Regions from separate parts of the Homo sapiens genome. Here region 1 is linked to region 2. Evidence: chromatin loops called from intact Hi-C (ENCODE). Cell type or tissue: IMR-90. All regions are shown on one strand. Each heading gives the region's core, and the rest is flanking DNA. Links, peaks and the distances in the headings are about the cores only.

Region 1 (11,483 bases), core at 1,504-9,503, 83 kb before region 2:
GGCAGCGGATTAGGGAGGACTCCCCCAGGAGAGGAGGAGGCAGGCAGGGAAATTCTGGGGGGAGTGTATTCCACAGGGTAAGCAGAGGCTGGATCCCGAGAGCATCTGGACTTGTTCCCAGGGCACCCAGCACAGAAGTGAAGGGGTGCCGGTGGAGAGGGAGAGCCCCGGGCAGCTGCTGCCGTGTGGGTGGATGTCCGGCCACTGCCCAGCCACCTCTCTGTCCCAGGAAGCTGCTCTCCTGGGGCATGTGCACCTCAAGTGGGTGCAGCAGGCCCAGACCCACGGGGGCCCCTGGAGGCCTGCTGGATGCCCGCGAGCTGCAAGGAGTTAATTCCTGGCCTTGTGGGCTGGCAAACTCTGACTCACAGAGCAATAAAATTCTTGTGTTTTAAAAATCAGTATATTAGCTTAATTTTATAGATTTCAGAAGTGCTACTTGAAAATAAAAGTCTCCTAATTATATTTATGATCCCAACGTGAGTGAATTTGACTCCGTTCACGGCGAAGAAGCTTTGTGTAAAATGCCGGGAAGCCTTCGTGCTGACTCGGCCCTCGCAGACCATAAAACACGGCTGGTGGGTCCGAGCCCGGCAGGGATATGGGGTCACAGCAAAGTCCCTATTAATGCCATGTCCACCTCGCTGCCAGGGAGAGTGGGGCTGCAGCAGGGTGCGACCGTCACAGCCCTAACTCTGTGATGGATGCCTGCTGTTGTGATCATGGACATGAGGATGTGAGGCGGTCATAATACAGGAGTGGGCTGGAGGCAGGGAAAGGGGTTGGTGCCCCCTGCCCAGGGGAGGCACACCTGGGGGCACAGAATGACACTGGGTCCTCTCAGCTTCATCCATTTCCTGCTCCAGGCAGGGCCCTGGGCCTGGGCTGCAGGGATTCAAGGGAGAACCACACCCTCCTCCACTGCTGGGAGGGGCCGAGCCTGGCCTGGACTGCTGGCCCCAGGAGCCTGGGCCTGTGGTCAGGGCAGGAAATGGAGAAGATGAACGAGGAAAGGAGAAACTGCTCCAAATGGTGGGGAGGGAGGAGAGACGAGGGCAGAAGTGAGCCCCTGGCTCGGTGGGGGTGGGCTGTGGAGTGTGGGGGCACAGCGGGTTCCTTACTGAGCCCAGGGGGAGGCAGGGTCTGGAGTGTGGGGGCACAGCGGGTTCCTTGGCCATGGGGGTGGGCAGACGTGTTATCATGAAGCCGGGAGATCAAGGAAGGCTCTCTGAGGGAGGTGACATTTGTACCAAGCAAGGAAAGAGGCAGAAGATCCTTCTTCCAGGCTAAGCGCCATGTGAGAATGCAGCAGGTCGGGGCCACTGGCACTAGCGTGTGTGACAAGGGAATCTCAGGCTTCTGCTCACCTCTGCTGGGGGCAGAGACCCTGGCCAGAGCCATGGCCAACCTCCCCCCACTCCCAGCCAGGCCTAGAGCAGAGTGCCCTTGGAGGCTGGAGGAGGCCAAGTCAGCCTGTCCCATCCCTCCTGGGCCCCCGAGTCACCAGGAGATGCAGGGCTTAGCCTGGAGAGGGGCCTGTGCGGTTCCTGGGTGTTCAGGGGTGGGGTGGATGTCTGCTTTTCCTGGGGGCCCCACAGCTGGGCCAGGCTGTCCTCCCAGCAGAACGTGGGCTGCAGCACTGGCCACACAGACAGACCCTGGGGGGATTGTCCTTCTGCCACCTGGGCATTGGCACACTGGCCTTCCGCAGACACTCAGCAGGCCAAAGAGTGGGCTATCATCAGACGCTGGCCCCAGGCCTGCCCTGTTGTTGCGGGTGCAGTGAGGTGCCTGCGGCCAGGTGGGTGAGCGAGGTGCAGGCTGTCACTCACCAGCAGGGTTGGGGCTTGGGGGGACCCTGGTACAGGTGGAGTCCAGGGGTCTGCAGAGGATGGCTCGAGCCCTGCTACCACCATGCTGCTTTGAAAAAGGACTGACTTCTCTGCTGCCTCCGCCTCCCTGTGAAGTGGGACTGACATCCCCTGTCCTGGGGTGGCCTTGAGTGTGTGCAGTGCGTCTGGCACAGGCAGGTACCCCACATGTGTGCCCAGCATGTCTGGGAGGGCCAGGGTCGCAGCAGGGCCCCCACCCATCCTGGCTGGCTCATACTTGGCCACTGGCCACAGGTGACACCAACCCAGCCCCTGTGTGAGGTACTGAGAGCCCATCACACAGATGGACCAACCAAAGCCACAGATGACAGGTGGCAGGCCCGAGATTGCCTGAGGTCACATGGTAACACATGTGCACCCGGCAGTTGTTTCTGCCCTATCTGTGGTTCCCAGCCATTTGGATGTCACAGCCCCATCAAAGGTCCGCTACATATTCCCCCACCCCCAAAGGTGGATGGACATAGGTGGGCAACATTTTTATTACGCAAAAAAGGACATTTCGTAGAACAACATTACTCTAATGAAATACCACCATTTCATTCTAGAAAGGCTGAGGACTCCATCTCAGACCAGGGGCTGGTGGTGTCCTGGTTTTTTAACAAGAACTTGTTCTCACTCTGCCCCAGCGTTTGTCAGCCCAGCCATGGCTCCTATCCACGGCACTGGGCCCGCAGAGCTCCAGGAGCTGACATGCTCCGTCTTAAGGCAGGTCGGCTGCTCCGAGGACTGCCGGCCCTGTCAGTATGGTGTCCTTGCCCAGCTGGTATTGGCCAAGTTGACCGTGTCCAGGGGACAGAGAGAGGGGAGGGGCAGGTTGTTGGAAGCCTTTCTGCAGATGTAGCTTGGAGCAGTGTCCTAAGGGAGGCCAGCCCCTATGGGTCGGGACAGAGGCCTCACCAGTGGGATCCAGTCACTGGGGCTGAGGCCTGGGTGTGCAGGTGGGGTGGTGAGCCATGCGGCAGTAGCCCCTGGGGACTAGAGCAGGCTCCTTGTGGAGCTGTGCGGAGCTGGCCGGCCTGGTCCCCGTGGCTTCACCCTGAGCGTGCTGCTGCCTAGGCCCTGAACAGACAGAGGCAAGCCCTGCATGGCGCCCAGGGTGCCAGTGACTCTGGTTGCTCTCAAACCATGAGAAACGTTAGAACTTCTTTACCCCTCTGTGAGATGGGCTGGGCCTGGCCTCTGAGGAGCCTCCAGGAATGGCAGGAGGGAGGGTGGGGGATGGGGAGTGGGTGCTGCTGCCCATCGACGCTGCTGGGCAACTAACAAATTCAGCAAATTCTTCTTTTTATTGTGTATGTTCGACAACTGCCTTCACTTAAAGTCACTTTTTTCTGGCTCTCCAAATATACTTAGATAAGGAAACAGAGTCTATTTAAGGAACAATGTTAAGCAAACAATAGTACAGGTGTTCAAAGATATGGAATGAGTGACAGATGGGGCGAGGGACCCCGATGCAGCCCCACCCAGAGGACAGCGCACGCGGGCTTTGAAGTCCTTCCTGGCAGGCCCCGAATGTGAGCGGGTGGACCCAGGCCTCCTGGGGGCCTCAGCTCAGCTGGAGCCAGGGTCTCTGGAGGGGCCTGGGTTAGTTTCCTGTGGCTGCTGGAACAAGTCGCCAAAATTTTGGTGGCCTAAAATCAAGGTGTCCTCAGGGCTGGTCCCTTCTGGAGGCTCTAGGGAGAGTCCCTGTCCTGCAGTTTCCTGCTCCTAGGGGCGCCCACATCCCTTGGATCATGGCCCCTCCTTCACCCTCAAAGGCGGCTGCGGCTCATGGCATCCTCACATCACAGACTCTGTGCGTCCCCTGCGGCCACGTCTCCTCCTCTGACTCTGATCCCCTGCCTCTTTCCCGTATCAGGACCCTTGTCATCACATTGGGCCACCCAGAGAACCCAGGATTTTCTCCCCATTGCACGATCAGCTGCTTGGCTGCCTGAATTCCATGCAGCCTTGATTCCCCTTCAAAGGAAATCAAGTGGCAAAGGGGAATTGAGTGACGCATGCGTGAGTTCCAAGGATTAGGGCATAGACTCCTTTGGGGGCGCCCTGGGGTGGGGGGTGTTCCTGTGTCTCCCTGCAGCCCCTGCTTGGACACATGACCAGCTCAGGCAGTGCTGCCTCCGGGGGAAGTCAAGAGTCTCTGGTGAGTCTCAGACAGGCCTCAGAGTGTCTCAGGGTGGCCTCAGAGACAGGGGAGGCCCCTATGAGCTGGAGGGAGTGTGAGGACAGGGCCTCCTGTGAGAGGGCAGGTTTGACTTTTACTCTGCCGCTGAGTGACTGTGTGGCCCAGGCAGTCACCCCAGAGAGGTCTGACTGGCGCTTGCCGGGGTGGCTGTGTGCAGCAGGCATTGGGGCCCTGGAGATATTTGCTCTTTCTTTTTGTTTTATTATCCAGACTTGCAAGGCCCTGTGTGCCCCCTCGGGGCTGCACACGTGTACGCACAAACGCATGCCCAGTGTGACCCCTGTCCACACCTGGTGCCTGTCCCCTGTGCCCCTGTTTATCCCTTCTACCTACAGCCTATCCCCTACCCAGGCCCAGCCCTCCCAGCTCACCCTCTTCCAACCCAGGCCTGAGCTCTGTTCGGGTCTCTATCCTCCTGCCCTTTAGCCTCCTCTCTTACTGATAGAACATTCCAGAGCATTCCACCACCACTGGCCTGCAATTATCACCCCATCGCTGTGAGTGGGGGCAGGCTGAGGAAGCTGTGCTCGGGCCGGAGCACAGCCGGCCTCCTTGCAGGGGCAGCTGCGGGCGCGCAGACAGCTGGGGCTGGGAGCCTCTTCCAGGGATCCTCCGCCTGTGGTTTTCCTCCTTGACCTTCTTAGGAGGGTCCAGTTCCTTCTCCTGGCCAAGGCCCCACTCTCTGCCACCCCAGGCAGGGCCAGGGTGGGTCACCATCTGCAGAAGCCCTCAGGGGCCCCCAGCAGCGCCCCTCCTATCCCCCTGCCCCAGGGCGGGCTGCCGCCTTGTAACCCCCAGAACTCTTGGCTCTCATGTATATGAGTCAGCGTTGACTGTTTAACCTGTTGCAAGACACTCTGCTGGGTGCTGCGACATGGTTAGGTTTTCTCCACATTAGAAGGTAGAAGGAAGAAAAATAAGTTCTGAAAGAAACAGACTTGCCCTGCCTCTGCCCTGACCTTGAGGTGAACAGAGGTTTTGCACAGAACGACCATCCCTGCAGCGGGTGGCTTGGGGGGTACCACCATGATTTGAGACCCTGGGTGGTGCTGGCCAGAATCAGCCTCTATGAGATGGGCAGGGCAGTCCAGGGCAGGGGAAGCCCTGTGCCCCAAGATCAGATACATCAGCTACAATGAGAGGCATCAGGCGGCCTCAGGCCCTCAAGCCGGTCCCCATGTGCCCATTTGCAGTCTGTCTCATACTCACGGCCACCTGGCCACTGCACCCTGATACAGCAGTGGGGCCTTCATGCCTGTGGGGTGTCTGCCTGCCCAGCTGTGCCCACTCATGTGGTGGATTCATCCCAATGCTGGTCCTGGGGGCCCTGGGCTCCCCCCGGCCCTTTCTCGGGGCAGTTTACACTTTGCAGCTGAATCAATCAGGGGCAGAAATGCCTGGCAGGGGAATGTTTACCGATTTGGTTTTCTGGGGCTGAGGATGCTCGGTGTTTGTCCAGGCTCTGTCCTGCTGGCTCCTCTAAAGCTTTGCAAACAAGAGCCTCGGAGAGAAGGAGGCCTTCCCCTCCCCATGTGCTGAATTCGGGGCGGTCCTGACAGCCATGCGCGGGGGCCCGCTGTGGCCTCCTCTGCACGGCTGCTGAGGGAATGCAGGTCAAACAAAGTAGGCCAGCGGCTTAGGGACCCCCGAGTAAGCAGGCAGACCCACAGGAAATCCAGTGCTCCGAGCCCCCACACCTGTGGTGTGGCAGCCACCCAGCAAGACTGGACCGAGAGGCCACGTGGGCAGCCACCCTTGCCAGGTGGGCACAGGGAGTGCAGGTGGTTTGTTCTTGCCTCAGATCCAGGAGAGCAGCTTTTTTGCCTGAACCCACTCGTGAATTTTTCATATTTTTGGAGAGCTCCTTGTGAGGACAGCCGGCCTGAGCAGGCTTTGATGAACATTAGAGCAGGTGGCCACAATTGGGCAGATCTGGGCCTGGAGACCCAGTTGTCATGTTTGAGAGGGAAGGGGCATTCCCAGAAATCACAGGGATGACTGGTGTGAGCCCACCGCCCACCTAGACTCCCGTACCATGCGGGGCCCCTCATTGACTCCGAGGGTCTTCAAGGCCCTGTGCTCCTCCAGAAGGTGGGGTCTGAGGTGCTGCTGGGTGTCTCTCTTCACCTCTTCAGAAGCATTCATGAGGTAAGACCCCACCCCTTCAGGCCCTGGCACAGGCCTCAGAGCAGGCCCACCACCCAACTCACTGGTTCACTTAGGGGTAGAAATTATCCCAGCTTTTACCCAGAGCTCAGGGCCCAAGATGTCAGTTTGCCTGCCGGCTGTTGCTCTGACTGTGGCCTCCCTCCCAGCTCCCCGGCATGCAGCTCCCAGAGGGAGAACTTGAGCAGGGAAGGGAAGGGGCTCGAATCCCTACGCCAGTCCCTGCATGGCCCTATGGGGACTTGCGTCTCCCCGGAGGAGAGCAGCCCTGCGCAGCCCTCTCTTACTGATTCCTGGAGTCTGCACAGCTACATAGGGTCAGATTCACGACCTCCCAGCTTTAACCAGCCTTCTTGATTAGCCGCCATCTAAGGCCCAACTGTGCTTCGTGACAGGCCTTTGAGCCTAAAAGGAGTTGCCCCCAGCAATGACATCGGATGCCTGTTTAGTCAGCGGACTGCCTCAGAAAGGAATCTCACAGGCAGCGGGTTCTTCTGGTAGGGTGGGATATTTCAGCGGGAGGTAAACAGGTGTTGTCACAGAACGGCAGACTGGGGCCTCCCCTGGTGGGCCTTGAGGGTGCTGGCCTGCAGACCTGCTCCTGCCCGTTCTGGCCTGATCCGGGGCCTCTTGACTGCAGGTCTCTCGTGGGCTCTCAGCCCCAGGTGCCTGCCCTCACCCACGTAGCTTGGGACATCATCAGCCCATTGCCGGTACCCATGGTACCTTCACCACCCTCTTGGCCGCATTCTGAAAATCAATGTTTAGTCCCTCCTTGAACTTAAAAAGTCAAACTTAAAAAGAGATTATTACAGGGAGCTGGGGACTCAGGCTTGCACCCTGCCTGTTTAGGATAAAAGGCCACCGTGTGTCCACTCTAGTGTCTCTGCTCAAACAGGAGACGATGTGGCATCGGGAACACCAATGCGGCACTCAGAGAAGGCTCTTAGCCAGCTGGCCCCTGATGGGCTCACTGGCTGCACCAGCTTGTGTAGCAGCTGAGCTCCTGCAGAGCCTTCTGGGAGGGAAGAATGTGTTTCTTGCTCCAGTACTGCAGAGCATGTGATACCTGCAGGGGTGCAAGAGGTGCCTGAGAGCAGGCATAGCCAAGACTTGTTTGCGGTTGCTCCTGACGCAGAGCCGGCACATGAGGTGGCGTTCCCTCACTCTCTCATTCATTCATTTATTCGCCAGTGTTTCCTGGGCCCCATGCCATGCCAGGTACCTTACTAGGCCCTGGGGATAAAAAAGAGGACAAAAGAGATGAGACCTTCATCCTAGAGCTTAGGATGTGAACTGCGTCCTTCTTTAAATGGAAATTTCTAAATTACGGTGTACCGAATGCATCCACCCTTGGCCTCGTCACATGTGCTGTTGGGCAGTATTTTCCTACATTTTCTTCTGTGAAATTTATAATTCAGCCTTTGTCATTCAGGCCTGTCGTCGTGTCCAGGTGCACCTTTGCATTCGGAAGAATCCAGATTCCTTTTCCTCCGTGGAGTGACTCCCCTTCCCCACCTGCCCTGCAGCCATTCCATCCTGTCTATGGTGGTCGATGGTGTCATCTTTGTGGTCTAGTGTGTTCCCGAGTATACAAGGGTGTGTGATCGGGGCTCCCTCTTTGCACTGATAGTCTGCTGGTCGGAAGGACAATGGCGGCACCCCAAGACCTGATGCTCTGGTTTAGAAACGGGTTCTAATGCCCAGAAGAGCTCCTAAACCCCTATTTATAATAATCTCTTTTTAAGTTTGACTTATCTGTTTGGGACCTTTATTCCTCCATGCCAACTTTAAAGTTAAGTTTATTGCATTTCTTAAAAATTTCAACTGGAAGTTTGCTTGGGATTGCCTCGAATTTGCAGGTTAAATTTGGGAAAAACTGGAGTCTCTCTCATGTTGCGTTTTCTCCTCCAAGAACAAGGAGTCTCTCTGCATTGAGTCAGGCCCTCTTGGACCTCTGTTGCCATCTTTTCCTGAAAGGGCTGGTGGGGTCTTGCTTCCATTATTCCTGGATGAGACCTTCTTTCCCCTGCTATTTTGGAATTTTTTCTCCCAGGAGTTTATTGCTGGTATAAAGAAATGCCATTGATTTGGGGGGGTTGATCTCACACCTGACAACCATGTCATACTTTCTATCAGCTCTATTGATTGATCTTTTGATCCTGCTGATTGTCTAAGTGGATCGGTCCTATCAGGAGGAGTCAGCGTGACCACAGGCCCCCATTCCCCAGCCCCTAATGTTCTTGCCTCATGTCTTCAGGTGCGGGGCTGGCAGAGGCTGGGGTTACCTGACACTTGTCATCCTTCTGCTGGGCCTCAGCACCCGGCGGAGGCAGGGGCTTCCTCTGACACGATACAGGGATTTGCTGACGGTTCCTTGTCTGCTCACTAAGCGTGCCTTGGAGAAGGCCGCTCAGCGAGGGCCGCCTTCAGGCCTGAGCCCGGGGCCAGGACCAGGAGCAGGCGGCAGCAGCAAGGCAGCTCATCCTCGGCTGCCTCTTCTCCCTCACTACTATTTGGTTTTTGTTTTGTTTTGTTTTGTTTTTTGAGATGGAGTCTCATTCTGTCACCCAGGCTGGAGTGCAGTGGTGCGATCTCGGCTCACTGCAAACTCCACCTCCCGGGTTCAAGCGATTGTCTCACCTCAGCCTCCTGAGTAGCTGGGACTACAGGTGTGCGCCACCACACCTAGCTAATTTTTGTATTTTTGGTAGAGGTGGGGTTTCACCATGCTGGCCAGGCTGATCTCGAACTCCTGGCCTCAAGTGATCCATCCGCCTCGGCCTCCCAAAGTGCTGGGATTATAGGCATGAGGCACCATGCCCAGCCTCTTGCCGTCATTTTTTTTATTTTAAATAAACTTTGATTTTAGAATAGTTTTGGAATTACAAAATTCTTACACAGGTGGCACCAAGAGTCCCCAGGTGCCCTTCCCCCAGCAGCCCTATTATCAGCATCTCACATTAGTATGCATTTGTCACAAGGAAACAACAGTGCTACATGACTGTTAACTGAGTCCATGCTTGATGCAGATTTCCTCAGTTTCCCTACTGTCTTTTTTCTCTCCCCGGGCCCCACCCAGGGTCCCATGTGACATTCCTCATCCGTCTCCCTGGGCTCCTCTGGGCGGTGACTGTTTCCCAGGCTCTCCTTGTTGGTGGTGACCTGGACGGTTCAGAGGAGGACAGGTCAGGTGTTTGTAGGGTGTCCCTTACTAGGATCCGTCTGCTGCTGTCCTCACGATTCGACTGGGCTGTGGGTGTGAGGAGGGAGAGCACAGAGGGAAATGCCCTTCTCATCGCCCTGTTCCGAGGGCCCATCCTGTCGGTGTGGCTCGTCATGGGCGATGCTGTCTCTGTCTCCTGGCTCTGAGGCCGTGGCTGTCAATCTCTTCAACTGTGATTTGTTCTTTTCCCCCTTTGCAGACTGTCCTTGGACCCGCCAGCATTTGGCTCTGGGGCCCTAGAGAGACCCTGGGATGTGGATCACACTGGTGACCCCTGTGAGCCCCACTGGGGACAGATCCAGGAAGGGACCTCCTGGGAATGAGGTCTGGCCTCTGCCTGGATCAAAGCCATGGCCCCCATTCCCCGGGGATAGGGAAGCTGTGCAGGCAGCCTGGGTAATGGGCCACCGCCCCAGGCAGGCGTGGGAATCCACACATGGCCCTTCTCAAAGACGGGTGCTGTCCCTGGGGCTCTGGCGGGGTCCTGGAGCCTCTCTCATTGGGCACATCCGAGCCCAGCCTGGCCCATGGTGGAAATGCAAATCTAATTAGTCTGGCATTGAGCCCGTCTTAAAAGTATTAACAGAGCCTTAAACTGTGCTGTTGGACGGGGATGAAGAAACGCCTTAGAAAGAAATTACCGGATGGTGACAAAGCCCCAATTTATTAGTCTTCTCCAATGGGGACTGTGCAAAGGACATTAATTACTTTAATGGGACTTATTTTGCTTCGTTGCCCAAAGTAATTGGTTTATTAACCTCTCCTTCCCTTTAGGGAGGGAGGGAGGGAAAGACTGGGGCCTGGGGGTGGCCCCGGGAGGGGCTCGTCCAGCCTTCTGCTCCTCTGCCCAGCGGTGCAGCCTTGCACCCTGGGGCAGCCGGTGCTTGGTCCCTGCTGGCCTGGGCTGGGGCTGCCCCAGTGCCCACTGATCTATTCTTGTTCACTAGGCATCCACCGTGTGCCAGTCACTGGAATACGGCCATGAGAAAGACAGGACCCTCAAGAAACAACCTGTTCCCTGAAGGCCATAAGTTCACTGTTGTCACAGGTGCCCAGAGGAAAGGAAGATGGCTTTGGGGGTGGACACGTCTGGGCAGGCTTCTTGCAGAAAGGCCACAGGCTAGGATGGTGGGAAGGCAAGAGAATGCCGGGAAAGGGAGGACTGGTTGCCCACAGGGAGTGGGGGTCATGGGGGCAGGTTCCAGAGATCAGAAGGAGGTGGTGGGAAGAGGCACGCAGGGTGAGGCTGGCTGGAGGCAGGTGAGGCAGCCCAGCCTCAGGAGCCAGGAACCAGCTTCCCCGGGCTTTACCAGATGGGGAGCGATAAGGGCTGTGTTTCAAAACAATCCCTCTGGCGTGAAGCAAGCCGTCTTGAAAACAGACCAGAACCGGCTGCTTCCACCACCAGCAGAATACTTCAAGAAGACCACTCGGGCCTAGGGCTCTGCAAGCAATATCTGATTTTCAGAAAACCATGGCTCACCCACACTCTACCCTAGGAAAGGGCAGGTTCCCAGGGCTGGGCTTGTGGCCAGTGCAGCACTATCCTCAGTGGCCTGGGACACCCAGAACTGGCCAGGAAAGACCCCTACACAGACCCCCAGCTCTGCAGTCAGCCCTGTCTCCTTGTGTCCCCAGACCTCGGGCGAGGGAGAAGCAAGTTCCCCTCAGGAATGCTGGTGAAGCTGGCATGCCCCCACCCCCTAGCTCACCCTGGGTCCACGCAGGGCCTGCTCCCAGAGTGAATCCCAGAGGTGTGCCTGCCCCACCTGTCCCAGTAAGGGTGGTTGTGTGTGTTGGGTAGATGTGGTGAGGTGTGCTGGTGGGGAGGGTCCCTATCAGATGCCCCTGGGTACCTCCCCAGGCAGGGCCCTCAGCACCTGATGCCAAACCAGGCTCCACTCTTCCTCCAGGTGAGCCCGAGGGCCCAGCTGGGCGTCCACGTGGAGGTGTGGGGCCCGGGTGGGACAAGCCTGGCAACCAGGACCCAGCATGAAACTGCAGGTGCAGGAGC
Region 2 (11,483 bases), core at 1,808-9,807:
CTGGGCAAGCTGGGGATTTGGGAATGGGAGACATCCAACACGTGTCAGCCCATACATGAGGGTAGAAGTCCAGTTGAAAACACACCTGAAACAGCAGGGTCCAAACACCAGGTGCCGAGAGCCTTCCTGACATTGAACCTTCCTTGAATTCCTGAGGTAAACCTTATGTGATCTTGACTCAAGTCCAGCTGCTGATGCATTTTTAGGTTTTAGCATCTGTGTTCATACCTGATTTGGGCCTAGAATTTTCTTGTGTTTGCTTGAGCAGTTATGGTGCCTGGGGTTTTACCTTGTCAGATAAGTTGAGCAACCTCCCCTTTTGGCTAGTGCTCTGGGATGGATGGGATGGATGTCGTCTGCTTTTTTAGGTAATTATAGAAATCACCCCCAAAAACTAGACTGGAAACCTTTTAGAGGAGGGTAGGTAACTGGCATTTGTGTCTCCCCAATGGGTTTATGTTTCTTAGGATTTTCTACCACATAAGCCACTTTTGGTATTTTTTGCCTTGAAACTTATCCATCATATTGTGTTTTCAATTTTATTGATATGAAAGTATATATCATAATCACTTACAATTATTCAATTCCCTCGGTAGCAGTAGTATTCATTCCTAATTCTTATTTGTTACTTTACTTGCTTAAGGTTTATCTACTTTACTGGCTCTTCAAACAACCTGCATTTGGTTTTATTGGTCAATTCTTTTTCATAAAATATTTTTCTATTTTGCTAATATCTTCCTTTGACTTTGTTCATTCTTTTCTTTGTATTTGTTTTGGTGTTCTTTTTCTAGCTTCTTGAGTTGAAAGCTTAGCACATTTATTTTCAATCTTTTTTATTTTCTAAAATTGCCATCGATACTTCTCCAAATACCCTATAGGAAGCATCCCACACTCTTGGCATGTAATCAGCTCCTTGTAAATCCATCCTAAGATTTTCTCTCTGCCTTATTTTCTCTTTAATCAAAGAGTTATTTAGAAGGGTACTTTTTAAACTTCAAGATGTATCCATCTGTTGCTATTTTTATTAATAATTTTCTATTTTACATCAAGGTACAGATTTTTAGAAATTTATGGAGTTTTCCTTTGGTGCCTAATAGGATCATTTCTGTGACCTTTTTGTATATGTGTGGAGGCGGTGGAGTCTTTTCTGTTAATTGTGTTAAACTTGTTAGTGGAGTTCTGCGACTCCTCCACCTCCTGACTTACCTTGCTGTTTGTTTGTTTGTTTGTTTGTTTGTTAGTTTCACCCACTGTGGTTTGTCAGTTTCTGAGAGACAGGCACTAGGATGGCCAATAATATTGTGGATTTCTTGATGTGTTGGTTTTGTTCATTTGTTTTTCCTGCCCCATCCTCTGGGCCCTTAAAGCCTGGGCACATGTGTCCTCTCCTTACGTCTGGGGAAATGGTCTCCATTGAGGGTTTGAGTCTGCGTGGCTTCCGCCTCCCTTCCCTCCTGCTAGAGCCCCTCTGGAAGCTGCTGGAAGCCATGTCCTCCACATCCCCTGGCTCTTCCTTCATCCCATACTTTCTTCTCCCTGACAGAGCTGTCAAGGGGAGTGCCTACACCCCACCTCCATTGCTGCTCACCCTCCCCTGGCCCGTGCTGGGCCTCGGCCATCTCTGGGGCTGTTTCTAGGCCCATCTAAGCGAGGGGTTCCTTAACCTGCCTTGCTTTTGCAGCTGCCTGAACCTCCCTCTAAGGACATCAGCACTCTTCGGAGGCCAGGTCCGGCCTGCTCTGCTGCCTTGGTGGGAAGCTTTCGTCCCTGCAGGGTGGGGTGGGTCTGTCAAGTGTTCGGTGGCCCCTGGCTGGTGCTGTAGCAACACGGGTGTCAGAGGGCGGACACCGAAGCCTGGTGCTCTGTGCGAGTCCCGTTTCCTCGCCTCTCAGCTGTGTGACTCCAGGTGCAGAGGCCCCGCGTGGGGCAGGAGCACTGCAAGCGAGAGGATGGGAAGGTGGCCGTGGGCCTGGCAAGGGTTGGGGAATATGGTGAGAATGGTGCCCATGGGGTCACGCCAGCCACACACACTTTCTCGAGAAGTTTCAAGTGGAGCCACAGGGCCATTGTGTGTCCTGAATCATTGCTCTGGCTGAGGGAGTCTGGGGACCCATGAGGGCCAGATGGATGGGCTCAGATGGAGTGGGAGGCCATTGGGAAGTGGCTGGTAAAAAGCCTCATGAGGGCAGAGCCCCACTGACCCCACACAGTTACCCATGGTGTCCCCTTCCCCACGTGGTAATTCTGGACTGTTCACAGTGGCTTCCAAGGCCTTTGGGATGGGCCTTGCGTGCTGCCCTTCTGCTGGAAACCCTCCCAGCCATTTGAGGTCCTGCCCTCTGCTCACCTTGTTCCCTGTGCCCATGACATCTCCCCACCTTTTCCTGGCTGCTATGTACTGGTCCTATAGGGGTTCCTTAAAGGGTGCATCTTCCAAGCCACTCCTGTTGCCCTCCTCTGCAGCCACATCCCTGCTCTGCACACCCCCACCCCAGCAAGTGTGTGTGAGCTCTGTAGTCGTGTCATGGCCCCAGTGATGTCCTCATTCTATCCCTGTCCCTTCATGGCAGAGTGGACTTTGCAGGGTGACTAAGTGAAGGATCCAGAGATGGGGAGATGATCCTGGGTTATCCAGGGGCCCCGAATGTGATCACAAGGGTCCTTCTAAGAGGGAGGCAGGAGGGTCAGTCAGCGGAGAAGACAGGGGGATGGAAGCAGAGCTCAGAGAGGCTGAAGGTGCTGTGCTGCTGGCTTTGAAGACGGAGGAGGGGCCACAGCCCAGGAACGCAGGCAGCTTCTAGAAAACCGGAGAAGGTGAGGAATGAATCAGCCCTAGAGCCTCCAGCAGGTATCAGCCCTGCTGACACCTTGTTAGCCCGGTGAGACTCCTGACCTCCAGTGCTGCAAGATGTCACACACGTGTTGCGCTATGCTTGTGGTAACATGGCACCACAGTGCAGGATGCTGACACAAGCACCAGCACAGCGCCAGGCCCTGGGGTATAGTGTGGATAAGATGGACTGGACCCTACCCTCCTAGGGATGTCCCTCTAGGAGGTGGAGGTGGGGAAATGGGGACAGATATTAGGCCATTATGGCAGAATGCAAGTGTTTAGTTAGAACTGTGCTAAGTGCGTAAAGAGAGCTAAAGGCTACATAATAAGTTGTGAGCCTACCTAGGGTATTAGCAGAGGTGTCCCAAGGAAGCTCCCTGTGAGCCGAACCCCAAAGGATGGGTGGAAATTAGCTTAACTAAGTGGAGAGGTGGGATAGTCATGGGCCAAGGCCCCAAGGCAGGAAGGAATAGGCCTGGTCTGTGGGTCTGAGAGGATGGAGAGGGCTGAACACGGGCCAAAGGAGAAAGTTAGGGAGGGAAGGTGGAGTCCTTGGCAGGGGCTCAGCTCAGAACAGGGGGAGCCCCAAAGGATGTGAGGCAAGGGAGCAATGAACAAATCTCACCATTGTAAGATCTGAAATTCAGAACGGTGGCATAGGCCAGAGTAGGACATTGTGAAAAAGAAACAATTAGAGAAGCAGAAAGAGTGCTTGGAAATGTCAATTATGCTGCTGAATTAAAAAAAAAAAAATCAGTAAAAGATGGAAGTAAATCTCCCTGAAAGTGGAATGAAGACTGAAAGACAGAAAATCAGAACACCCAAGAAACATGCAGACTCAATCCAAGGACATCCAATATCCTGCTATTGGAAGTTCCAGAAAGGGAGATGAGAGGAAATAGAGACTAAAGAAAGGGCCCACTGAGAACCTCTAGCAGAAAAGAGCAGCCACTGTGTCATCATGCCCTTCAGGAACAGCAGAGATAAAGACAACATTCTAGAATCTTCTCAAAGAAGTAACAGGTGATTTTCCAAACATGGGCCTCTGAACAGATCAGTCTTTGGTAGAGAAAATTTATGAAGAGAGATGCCTTCAAAATTGTGAAGGAAAATAAAATTCTATACCTAGCCAAAGTATCTATCAAGGGTGAGGATACAGTAAAGACATTTTCAGATACTCAAGAACTTATAAAATTTTTCCAAGTCACTGCAGGAAAAAAGTATAGAATTTGCTTTCTATCCCTTTTCTTAGAAGGTTCTGGAGAATGCACTCCAGCAAAACGTGGGAGGAAACCAGGGAAAAGGAAGGCACCAACAACAAGGAGGCAGAAGACCCTACACAGACAGAACAGGGAGGTCCAAGCCCAGCAGCTGGCTCAGGGCTACAGGCCTCCAGCCCAGGCAGCCCAGGCAGGAGCAGAGGACAGGATACTCCTGAAGAGGCCACCCAGGAAGAGAAAATAGGTGGGACTGGGAAGAAAATCTGCAACGGAGCTTCCAAAACAGCGGAGGATCTCCCTGAGGGAGGTGTTGTTAGAGAAGAGAGCAGAGAAGCAGGAGAACCCAGAAAGGAAATGTGAGCACAGTATACCCCCTGGCTCTGTGGGGGACCCAGGCAGTGGGCATAGATTTCATCAAAACAATGGGGAAGCTGTGCTGGACAGTTAGAGGGTGGACAAAGCCGAGGGTGGGGTGAGAGCTTAAGCCTCACCTTCATACAAGGAAGATTCTAGTAGCTAAGATTGACAAGTCGAGAAACCATGTGGCCAGCATGTCACCAAAAGCTGATAAGAGGACCAGTGATGGGCTTCCCGGGAGTGGAGCTGGGCATGCACACTAAGGCCTGGAGGCTTGTGCTTATCCATCATATAGCAGGCCTGCCCTTTCCACAGCACAAACACCTTGACACACACCGTCACACACACCCATATTCGACACACACATTCACACAAACACACCCAGACACATGCATGCACATGGATAACTAACTCTTCCAGCAAGAGCCACCCCCTGGCTGAAGTGTGAGGCTGTCCATGGAGGGGCCAGAGTAGAGGGGAGGTGGGTGAGGAGGCTACGCAGAGGCCCTGGGAGGAGGGAGGCTAGGCCCAGGGGTGGAAAGAAGACAGATACGAGAGGGGATTTGGAGACACAATCCCCAGACTTGGGGACGAGCTGGATATGGTGGTGAAGGAGGGGAGTCTTCAGGAAAGACCCCCAGGTTCTGGCTTGGCCATATGTTGGAGGCTGAAACGATTCATCCAGACAGGAGCAGGGAGGAGGACACGCAGGGCCTGAAAGGTTCTGAGGTGTCCACGTGGAGGTGTTTGCCCGGCAGTTTAGGCTGCAAGGCTCAGCAGGGAGATTGGAGCTGAAAACAGAGGCTGCAACATGGAGGTGGTACCTGAAGAAGGGGTGTGGATGAGGTTGCCTGGCAAGAGATTGCAGGGAGAGGAGAGAGTGAGAATGGGGCCACTCAAGGGGTGAACAGGGCCTTGCAGTACAGGAAGCAGCTGGGGGTGGCGGGAAGAAGACAGTCAGGAGCTTGGGCATCCTAGAGGCCCCCGGGACAGCTTTGAGGAAGGAACGTCCCCTGGGTTCCACACCACAGAGCCATAGAATTCTGTACTTGGCCTGTCTCAGTGCCGTGCCGCATCCATCCTGCCCCTGGCACCGGAGGGTACACTGATCAGGGACACGAGTTCCCCTGCCGGGCACAGAGCAGGTTCCCAGTGAGTTCTGGGGCCTCAGTGACTGGGCAAGGACAGGGGCGTTTGGACAGGGGAGGCCGGGTGTGGATGGAAGCTGTACGATGGGGCCTGGGCCAGGGATTGTGGGCCAGCTCCGAGCTCAGACATTGGTCTGCACATGTGGCTGGTGCAGGAGGCGCAGTGTGCTGGGCCTCAGCCTGGACACGGCTGTCCCATGCGCAGAGACAGGGTCACGGTGGAAAGAGAGTCCAGAGAACATGGGAGGTGCCGTTTCCCTGCGGCGGGACTGGGGCTGGGGCCCGGCTTCCCCGACCCTGCTGTCGGGCGTGTGCCTTCATAGCCCAGGAAGCCAGTTCCTGGCAGGGTGGGCTCTGCAGCCAGGCCGCCAGGGTGCAGACCCAGACCAATGGGAGGCCAAGGGAGGCCCGCAGCCCAGACCTTCCGAGCCCTCAGCCTGCTCAGCTCAGTGTCCTTCCAGGGAAATGGGCGTTTCCTGTGGGAAGGTGCCAGGGGCCCCGGGTGCTGGAAGAGCAAGCACCACGCGGGGGGGTAGGGGCGCCCCAGCCCTCTACTGGCCAGTGTCCCTCCAGTCGTCCAGCCCTTGCTGCCAGGGGCCCCGCCCATGTGCCTGGAATCACACCCTGGACGCTTCCTTCTTTGGGTTAGATGTCGTCGTCTTCAACAAATATTTTCTGAATGTCTGCTATGTACTAGACTCTGGGAACACAGGGGAAAGTATGTGGACCTGCCCATGAGGAAGTCAGTACAGTGGGGCCATGAACAATAAACAGACAATTAATTATCCTTCGCGGAGCTGCGCGGGGGCAGCTCTCCCAAAGCAGTCAGTCATTCACACTTCAGTATGAATGAGTCTCCGGGTACTTTGCTCAGTAACGGACTGGACCAGCGCGGCCTCCACGCCAGGGACTGGGGCAAGGGTGGAGTTTGGAGTAAAGAGAGAGGCAGGGCAACCCCTTTCCACAGACACTTTACCACCTCCCCACATTGACAAGCTGGCTCCCCAGGGCCACCCGGAGCCCCTTCCTCAGATCCTGTCCCCATTGGCATGGTCTCAGCCCCTCCTGCCCCAGTACCCTCTCCCCGAGGCCTCGTCCTCCCCGCCATCCTGGAAACGATTTTGTTGTCTGCAGAGATTATGTGTAACTGCCTGTGAGTTATAAGCCTCCACAGCAAGCAGCCTGTTACCTAACCAGGCCTGGCTCATGCCAATGTCTTGAGTAATTATTGGGGGGCGGGGGCTGTCCAGCCCGCAGCAGAACCTCTCCGAGGGAGTGCTATTGTTTTTCATGTCAGCTGCATTTTAAGGCTACATTTCACGTCAGCTGTGACTTGGAAGGAAAGAGGGCCCGGCCTTTGAAAAATGAAGAAATTGAGCCGGGGTTGGGGGCGGGGAGGGCAGGTTAACCCTTCGGGCTCCAGTATTCCCCAGCTTCCCAGGGTCTCCTGGCAGTAACCAGGCCAGCTGGGGGTCAGAACCCGCGGCCAGGCCCAGCAGCCGCCTCTTGGCAGCGCTGATGGAAACCGCCGTGCGGTTCCGCGCAGACAGTCACGGAAACTCAGGCAGACCCGGCGTTGGGTGCGCCAGGCCGGTGTGGGAGCACTTTCCCCCGCCCCCTCCTGCTGCTGCTTCCCCGAAGGCCTCCCCAGCAGACCTGCAGCTGGGCACCCACAGGGTAGAAATGCCCTGGATTGGCTGTGGCACAAGAGGGCTGGCCCAGCACACCCAGCCCACCACTGTGCTCCCAGAGGGAGAACAGAGAGGGGTGCAGAGGGCCAGAGAGGCACGGGGCTCCCCTGGGCACCCCTCGTCTTGGGGCCCCTGCCCTGCCTCCACTCAGAATCCCACTATGTGCTTGGAGCCATGCTGGGTGCTGGGGAGACACACTAACCACTTCCCCATATGCTCACAGCCAGAGAGACACACAGGCCAGCAGCCTGTAAACCACTGGGTGTGGGGTGTCTGGTCCTGGAGTGACAAGGACAGGGAGGAAGAAAGCCAGGCAGGTGGCCCATGAGCCGTGGAGTAGGTGGGGAAGGGGACATCTCCAAGGAGGTGACATCGGAGCAGTCCTCTAAGGAGTTTGGAGTCATTTTCAGTCACTCACAAGCCACAGGAGGGCTTCAGCCTGAAGCTCAGAGGTGATGTGCTTAGATGTCACAGAGCCGGGAGGGGAACAGGCTGGGCTGCAGAGAGGAGGCCAGGCACAGTCACCTCGTGTTGCTGTCCCCCAGGTAGGAGATAAGGGACCAGAGTCAGGGCAGGTGGGAGAAGGGGAGGTTCTTGGTTCAGCTGCTGCTGAGACAGTGACCCTGGGGACAGCCCAAATAAGAGAGAACTTTGCCACCCGCAGGGTCCCAGAGTAGCAGAAGCTTCAGGGCTGATGTGTGCCTGGTGAATCAGCCTGGCCCCAGACCTCCTCTCTCTGCTTGCTTTCCTGTCCACAATCCAGTGCTTCTGTCCTATGGTCCCCAGCGGCTGCTCCTGCATTCACCATCACATCTGCATTCCAGCAGCAGGAGGGAGGTAAAAGACATGAAGGACAGGCCCCACTCCTGTAAAACCCTACACAGAAGCGGCCCACGTCATCCCCCTTTCTGTCCACCCGCCGGAATGTGACGCACGCCTGAGTCGCTGCAAGGGCCCCTGGGGACGGAGTCTCTATTCCAGGCAGGCAAACACTCAGCTTAATTCAGGGTTCTGTTGATTAAAAAAAAAAAGTGGGGTCGGGGGGGCGGGGGAGAGCGGCTATGGAGACAAGTGGCTGTTTTGCCAGAGGGAAAATTCCACATGTGGCTTGGAGGCCAGACCAGAAGGACTCAGATAGGAGTTGGGCGCTTGAGGGAGGAAATGGGGGTACACTTCAGCGGCTCAGGCCAGGGTGTAAGTAGCAGGTATGTGGTGGTACTGTTTTCCGGAATGAAGAGGAAGGGGCGGGCAGAAGGCAGCGAGAGCTTTGTTTGGGGTGTGTCGAATTCAAGATGCCTCTGAGACATGGAAGTGGTGAGGTCAGGGGCCGGGAACCCTATGGTGGTGTTGGCCCTGAGTCCAAGCCAGGCACCACCGGGCACATAGAGGTCTTGAAAGCTCGAATGTGGGGAGGCCAGCAACAGAGGGAACACTACCTGCAAAGGGGCGAGGGCAGGACAAAGGCTGGCAGCACCACACAGGAGCCAGCAGGGAAGGGGCCACAGCCGGGACTCAGAGGAGGCAGCCACGTGCAGAAAGGCACCCATGGGAACATGGCTCCTGGGAGCTGGAGGACCTCAGCAGGCAGGGACTAGCACCCAAGAAGAAAACTCTGAGAAGTCAGGACAGGAGATGGTGTCGTCAGGGGGCTGCTGGAAGGTTTGGTGACCGGAGCAGCAGGTGCCAGAGCTGAAAGCACTGGTTAAACGTGATGGGTAAACACATGTCTATTTCAGCTTCTTTGAATCCCACTAAGGTGACAGTAAAGGCATGAAAAACATGGAAACATGTAAATCAACTAGGGTAAAGTGGTCAGGAGAAAAGAGGAGACCAAAAATATGTTGACAAAGGTTTGGAAGCTGGGAAGCAGGAGGACAGATGGAGACTGGCCTAGGAGACTGGAGAGGGTAGACACCAAGCCCTGCAGGAAGAAGAGCCACCAAGAATGAGGCAGTTCCCAACCCAGGACCCTGACAGGCAGGTCTCACCCCAGCCCATGAAGCCAGATGCTACTGATTCTCAAGCTCAGCTAGAGACAGGTTGAGTCTCCAGAAAAGCTGAGCCTGAGAGGTTCTGAACTTGGAGCCACCAGGAGCAGTTGTGGGTGGGGCAGGAGCTCTCGTGATGAAAACAACAGGGATTCAGTAAATGCATTCAAGCTAAAAAGGAAGACCTCCTCCCCCACTTCCCTCATCAACTCCCAGAATGCCCGGTGGGGCACACCATTGTTTTCAGAACACCAGCAATAAAGCAGACACTCCACATTTCCAGAGAGAAAAAGTAAGTCACACACAAGAGAATAGAAAATCAAAACGGTATCCAATTTCTTAACAGCAATTCAGAAAGCTAGCACATAGTAGAGAAATGCCTTCAAACATCTGAGGGAAAAAATGATTTCCCATCCAGAATTCTATACCTAGTCAAACTCTCAGGTATGAGAATAGAATAAAGACATTTCCAAACATGCACAGTCAAAAATTGTATCTACCACATGCCTTTTCTCAGAAAGTTACTTGAGGACGTGCTCTAGCAAAATGAGAGGAAAAAACAAAGAAAGAGAAACACAATTCAAGAACCAGGGAGACTCCAACACCAAAAACAAAAGGCCAAGAGAATTTTCAACATGAGTGAAAGAAGTTCTAGCATTACAGCTGCTCAGCATGCCTACAGTGCAAACAGTCCTGCTAAGACTCCAGGAAGAAATCCCAGAAGAAAAAAAAAATGAAGGTGATAGACTGCCAGTATTCTCAATAGGATGAAAGAAGTTTTACAATTCTTACAGAAAGTTCAAGAATGAATTAGTGACAGATGCAGTAAAAAACAAGCAAAACCTAAGGCCATTTGTAACCCAAGGGAAAACAAGAAGATGTAATCATAACAGACCACAGGACACAGCTAAAAACAGTGATTACATAGTGACATAAAGAGTTATATACTGTTTGTGTAAAATGCAAACAGTAAGTACTTATTTAGCCTAGAATTCTAATTTAACTGTGTTGGAAAGATAAGGGAGTGGGGAGGGCAGGGGCATGAGAACAAAATCTTGATCACTTCTCTTCCATGTTAGGCAGTCACTAGATAATGTCTAAAGTGACAAAATTTCAAGGAACAGCAATGTAAATGTGTAGTTTGGAAATGCCAAGGTAAAGCCAAGAGATAGTCGGTAGGGTTGAAGGGCTGCCTCTGGGAACAGAAATTAGAGATAGAAGATCTAGCGCCCAGGGAAGGCTGTTTAAAGATGGGAGAGCTTCACGGGTTTTCTCACTAAGGGTAAGAAAATTTAAGAAGGAAGTGATGGTGCCAGAGAATAGGGAATTCTGCCAATACCCTGGTGGGGAGGGGGAGGGGGAGGGGGAGGAGGATGAGAAGGAAGGAGGAGGGAGGAGGAAGGAAGAGGGAGGAGGAAGGAGGAGGAAGGAGGAGGAAGGAGGAGGGAGGAGGAAGGAGGAGGGAGGAGGGAGGAAGAGAGAGAAGGAAGAGATTGGCCAAGGAGCTCTGAGAGGGGAAGGTGGGTGCATGCCACCCTGGCTGGGAACAGCAGGTGTGTGGTGAAGGGGAAAGACCAGCAGGCCCTTTACACCGTGGGCACAGGCTCAGGACTGGCTGGGTGCTACGCAGGAGCCCTCTGACTAGCTGGGGCTGGGGCTGTGCAGGATAAGGCCAGTGAGAGAAGAGGACTCACTGGTGGGTGCCTCCTCCCCACCTTTAGCAAGGGTTGACAGAGGGATCTGGGCTCTTCCCTGGGCAGGCATCCCAGAGCTATGACCTGAATGATATCTTAGATGATCTCCAAGGCCCCGGGATCTAAGTCCCTGTTAAGTCCCCTGTTAAAGGACCTAGGTCCTCCCAATGGCCTGCAAACCACACCCAGTCTAGTCAGCATGTATCCCCACACCCCAGTCCCAGTGTCCCAAGAACCTCTTCCTCCAGCCCCGGGAGCAGGAAGGGCGGGCTGGGAGCTGCAGGATGGGGCCTGAATCTCTCATCAACTCACAGGGTCAGCCTGGGCCAGGCAGGCTGGGGGCCAGCCCAGGACCTCCTTCCTGGGTGGAGACCTTCCCACCCTTCCACTCACCTTCCGAGCATTGTGGGCCTTCCCAGGAACCCCCACATCTCCGTGGCCCTCAGACCTCTGACCTCCCAAGGGCACCCCACGTGTGTGCCCTCCAGCACCCTGGCCACAGAGCCACACACCTGGGCCTTCCCCTCTCCCCATCATCAGGTAACCCAGCAC

Evidence for each region. A loop is a pair of places that touch in the nucleus more often than their neighbours do. Peaks named below come from ENCODE experiments on the same cell type or tissue, not always from the same donor. Only the 100,000 strongest peaks of a DNase experiment are listed, where the experiment ranks them.
Region 1: a loop joins it to region 2, with 3 times the contacts of the local background. A loop is called at or near these places in 3 of 110 quality-filtered maps.

Annotation. Positions count from the first base shown.
Region 1 is chr11:2,737,118-2,748,600 of GRCh38, forward strand. All of the region lies in intron 11 of KCNQ1 (potassium voltage-gated channel subfamily Q member 1), which reads left to right. Among named protein-coding and RNA genes, the nearest start is that of KCNQ1OT1, 43 kb to the left of the region's middle. RefSeq lists enhancers at 1,549-2,407, 3,978-4,614. In IMR-90, for the core only: no CTCF peak of the experiment used is centred there; a DNase peak (open chromatin) is centred at 4,924; H3K27ac peaks cover 1,526 bases; H3K27me3 peaks cover 52 bases.
Region 2 is chr11:2,819,354-2,830,836 of GRCh38, forward strand. The region is part of intron 15 of KCNQ1 (potassium voltage-gated channel subfamily Q member 1); the gene reads left to right. Among named protein-coding and RNA genes, the nearest start is that of KCNQ1-AS1, 36 kb to the right of the region's middle. RefSeq lists an enhancer at 8,212-9,112. In IMR-90, for the core only: no CTCF peak of the experiment used is centred there; DNase peaks (open chromatin) are centred at 6,278, 6,788 and 7,138; H3K27ac peaks cover 2,466 bases.